2 separate regions of the Mus musculus genome follow, and region 2 is linked to region 1. The links are chromatin loops, found by intact Hi-C in ENCODE. Cell type or tissue: gastrocnemius. All regions are shown on one strand.

Evidence for each region. Peaks named below come from ENCODE experiments on the same cell type or tissue, not always from the same donor. Only the 100,000 strongest peaks of a DNase experiment are listed, where the experiment ranks them.
Region 2: a loop joins it to region 1, with 10 times the contacts of the local background. A loop is called at or near these places in 16 of 42 quality-filtered maps.

What each region holds. Positions count from the first base shown.
Region 1 is chr8:112,971,187-112,973,686 of GRCm38, reverse strand. No RefSeq gene overlaps it. Among named protein-coding and RNA genes, the nearest start is that of Gm45904, 50 kb to the right of the region's middle. In gastrocnemius, a CTCF peak has its summit at 1,050 (motif pointing right); a DNase peak (open chromatin) is centred at 1,048.
Region 2 is chr8:112,060,162-112,062,661 of GRCm38, reverse strand. Gm36671 (a long non-coding RNA gene) reads right to left here and starts at 1,090. Exons shown (of 3, transcript XR_388036.3): 1 at 1,025-1,090; 2 at 675-898. Gm22827 (a small nuclear RNA gene) reads right to left here and starts at 157; the gene lies at 51-157. In gastrocnemius, a CTCF peak has its summit at 1,179 (motif pointing left); a DNase peak (open chromatin) is centred at 1,114.

The DNA of each region.
Region 1 (2,500 bases):
ACTAAAGCAAGGCAGAGAAACCCCACTCACACTCAAGCCTCCTTCACTCAGCCTGTACAATTTAGCAAAGAACCAAAGCCAAGACCAAGAGTCTCTTTCTTCCTCACACTGTAAAAAATAATTTATAATCAGATCTTGGCTCTGACACTTAGCCCAGAGACTGGAGAATCTGTTTGAGTTATGGCAAAAATCACATCTCCCTTTCGGGGATATTGTTAGTCCTGCTTGCAAAGTCACCAGAAAGAATTCTGAGATTGAATTGTGCCCTGACAGAAACAAGCAAATAAAAGATTTATAAAGGGCTGTCAATCAGACAACACCTCCCGAGCCTATGACCCGAATGCACAATGATTGCAAAGGTGTCAGCGGCTGGAACACACGCAGACCAGAGCCTTTGGCAGAAATCGATACTGCGGCTTGGTGGAGAAGGCAGAGATTTTGGACTTGAAAGTGGTCCGAGGCAGCTGCCTAACACAGTCCTTTGGAAACATAATTGAGAGTTTACTGCTGGGCATTTGCAGAAATTGTGCCTATCTCGGGAAAACCGGACAATCTTGAAATCAGCACCAACCACCATGACTTCCTGATATCATTCAAATCGAAGAAGCCTCGCCACGGGAGCTACTGGATAAATAGAAACTGTATACTTAAGAATGAGTCTACGTTGCACTTCTTGTGTGCACATGGAGGTGTGATTGCTCCACAGTCAGTTAAAAATAGAAAATATATTCTAAAAAAAACAGTGGGTACCAAATTTCACAGCACTCATGCCCAGGTTTCTTGATTGCATTCGAAGCCAATGGAAAGTGCTCAACCACACTCTAAGGGATGAAGATGCTATAAACTCCATTGTGGGAACCTCAGGTTTCTCTCCTGCCCATATCAAAGGCTGCTTATTCAGGACTCCACCTCTCCAACTCAGTATCTAAAGCTGTTAGCAGCCAGCCTGCCTTCCTGTCGGTTTACCCCCTTCCCTTCTTTTGTAGAAGAAATGCTTATAGTGCATTTTCAGCAGCCTGAAAATGACTCGCTAATCCAAGCAGAGACGCCAGAGGGCGCTGTCTTTCAGGCACCTGCTCATGCTGGTGATCAAGCCGCAGACAGCCTGAGGACACAGAGCCTGCATTTCAAAAACAACAAAAGTTGGCTTACCAGCAACTCTGGAACTATCTGCCCTTACTCAGAATATTTAAATAATAATAAAATCATATGTAGTTCACAGACGTGGGTGCATATATACCAATGAGATAGGCAGGGGCTATCTAACAAGGTTTATGTTACATAACAGCCCACAAAGTGTCTGGAATTTGAGTAATATAAGTGACAGGTCATACATGTAAAATATTTATAGGATTCAGAGGACAGTACCAAAAAAGTGTAAGTGTTCTTTCCAATAACGTTATATTGATTACAGTTTGAATTACTATTATCCTAAATCTTCTTAGATAGATAAAATACATCACTGAAATTAATGCAATCATTAGGTAAGGGCTGTGGGCCCAGATCAAATAAGATGTCCAAACCACTTCCTCGCGGGAGCTCCAGGAACACTGAAGAAAATGGGGTGGGAAGTACAAAGGAGTTGGAGGCATGGTGAAGGGCTGTGAAATGCTATTCTCTCTATGAGATATGACCATTGGCAATCACGAACTCATAAAAACTGTAGTTACCTGCACTGAGTTGACACAACACTGACCCTATCAAAAATTAGTTAAGGAAAGGAGAGGTGGCTCAAATGACCCTTTTCCTCTGAACTATTGGCAATTGATAGAGTCTAGGAGGTAGAACCCATTACTGTCAGTCGTGTGCCCACTGCTGAGTCCAGGATGCTCCGGGGAATGACTCTAAAGCCATGATCATACAAGTGACCCTGGTTAATCACAGTGGGAAAAAAAAAAACCAAAGCAAACAGCCACTAACTTGAGAGAGAGATTTGTGAGGAGGATTGTGGTTAGTAGGGGTCGAAGGCAGGTGGGGACTGGAGTGGTTGATACTGTATGTGTATATATGCAGAATTATCTAAAAACAACTGAAAAATTAATGCATTCATTTCAATCTTTCCTAGTGTGATTCCAAAGACCTTAAATTTCTTGTCAAGTCTGCACTAATATCTCCTAATTAGTATTGATTAGTTAATTATAAATAACCCTGTATGGGCTTTAGGAAGACCAAGTTGTAGAAGATAGTGATATAGACCAAAGCAATGCTTGAGAGAGATAAATACATACTAGCTGATAGACCAAAAGTGTGGCCACTTCTCCATGCTAACTTCTTCTACTTATTGGCTCCTCTTTCTTAGAAGCACAATGTTCCCTAACAAAGAAAAAAGGAATTGGGGAGATCTGTCATCTGGTAAGCTGCCTCTAGGGAGGGAAGAGGAGATGGGATGGACCTGCCTGTGTCCTTTCTTCACAGTGAGTAAAGTTACAAAACATCCTTTAAGGGAGTCTGAAATCCTCTCAGAAAGGAGAAGGAGAAAAGGATGGACATTCCATCCAGG
Region 2 (2,500 bases), 910 kb after region 1:
TTTTTTTTTTTTTTTTTACTTATTCACTTTACATCCTACTCGCTACCCAAAAAAATATGGAGTGCCTCACGAATTTTTGTGCCATCCTTGAGCAGAGGCCATGCTAATCTTCTCTGTATTGTTCCAATTTTAGTATGTGTGCTGCCGACGCGAGTGCAATATGCTAATTCTTAAAAGCTGGAATTTGCAGCTAGAGAGATGGCTCAGGGGTTAAGAGCACTTGTTGCTCCTACTGAGAGCAGGGTTCAATTCCCAGCACCTGCATGGTGGCTCACAACCATGTCAACACCAGCTTTGGGGGATCCCTCTTTTGAACTCATTCAGATAAAATTAAATAAATGCAAATCTTTTAATAAATAAAAATGAGGAAATTAGAATTTTAGAATTTGAATTATGAATTTTCCTGTTCAAACCCAATTGAATAAGTCATATCTGTAGTTGTTTTGAAGAAAAGCTAAGTGTATTATTTGACTCTGACTCTCTCTCTCTCTCACACACACACACACACACACACACACACACACTTTTCCCAGTTTGCCTTCTGTTGCTGTGGCAAACCATGGCCAAAAGCAGATTGAGAGAGTAAAGAGTTTATTTGGCTTACATGTCTGAATCTTCCTTTTAATTTGTTTTAATTTTTATTTATGTGTGTTAATTTTTTAATTTTTATTTACCTGTGTGTCTGTGTGCAGCTGTCACGGCTGTTGAGAGCTGCAGGGTCCTCTTAACCACTGAGCCATCTCTCCAGCCTTCTGGGGGTCTCTTCAAAGCCAGGATCAGCGCTGATGTCAGCAGGGCATCAACAGGGTAGATTACGCTGTTACACTTCCCAAAGATCCGAAACCAGAGCAAACAAGGGACTGAGAGGTATTAATGTCCCACAGTGGTATTCCAAACACTTGGGAGTGAGAACAGAAGAATCCGGAGTTCAAGGTCAGCCTCAGCTTCATAGCAAGTTCAAGGTCACCCTGAGCTAGAGACTGACTCCCAAAAATAAAGGAAATAAATAGGGCAAAGTACTTACCCACTCTAAAGAAGGACAGAAGCCACAGGAAAGAGGCGCACGTGTCCTATGTGATCTTGAGTCAGAGCCCCCACCCTTCCACCCTTGAGTCTATCTCACTACTTCATTTCTTTTTGCATAAACAAAGATGATGCCTTTGTAAGTCTTTGGCGCCCTCTTTTGGACAACCTGATTATTTCAAAACTGAAATGTTTCATTTCTGAGTATGTTGTCAGCAAGTTGAAATTGGGTACACAGAGACAGATATATAGAGATGATATAGATATAGATAAAGATATACATATGTAGATTGGGAGGGCTGTTATTGACATTATTCTTACAAGAGTTTTAGACTTACAGAAAGATTAAACAGTACAAAGCCCTATCTATACCTCTCCCTCGTGTAATTTCCCCTACTGCTTATAATTCCTCTGAGGACCCAAATGTTAAAGGTAATGAAACAATGCTGAACAGCTATTATTGACTGACATTTATAGTACATATACTATAAAGCTGTATGCATCCATGGGTTGTGAAGGATTTCATGTATCCACCATTGTAGTATCATAGAGAATAGTTCCACTGCCTTAGAAATCACCTCCTTTAGTTTGGCTCAGCCCAGTAAAGGCACTTACCATCAAGCCTGGGGTCCCCAGAATGCATATAAAGGTGGAAAATTGTCCTCAGAACGACACATGTGCATCGTGGCATATGTGAACCACACATAAACATTTTCACATGCAATGATAATAAATTATTTAGATGTTTAGTCACCTGTTTCGTCTCTTGACTCTTTCTATTTCTCCAGAGTCTGGGAATCACCACTTTTTACTCACTATCTTCCTAATGTTGCCTTTCAAATTTTTACATTGTGGAATAGTGAAATACTTAAATTTATTTCACTTACACATCCACTTAAGAGACCTTCTTCATATCTTACTATAAATGGCCAATGCACATATGGAGAGGAAGTTTACTCTAAAAAGCAGTCATGGTAGTGCATGCTTTTAATCCCAGCACTCAGGAGGCAGAGGCAGGAGGATCTCTGTGAGTTCAAGGCCAGCCAAGTCTTGGGGGGGGGACAAACAGAAGAAGAGGAGAGGAGAAAAGGAGGGGGAAAAGAGAGAGGGGAAATAGGAGGGGGAGGAGAAAGAAGAAAAAGAGGAAGAAGAAGAGTGAGAAGAAAGCAGAAAAGGAAGAAGAGAAAGACAATGAAGACAAAGAAGAAGAGAAGAAGAAGGAGAAGGAGGAAAGAAAAAAAGAAAGTTTACTGTAGCCAGCAGAAAAATGAAAATTAAAACTACATTGAAAATTCCATCTCAACTCAATCAAAATGACAATCATCAAGAACACAAATAACAAAAGGGACCCTTATACATGGCTGGTGGCAGCTAAACTAGATCAACCCCTACAGAAACCAATACGGAGATTCCTCAGATAGCTAAATAAAGTTCTTCTGTGTAATCCAGTCACAGCACTCCTCCTGCAAATGTACCT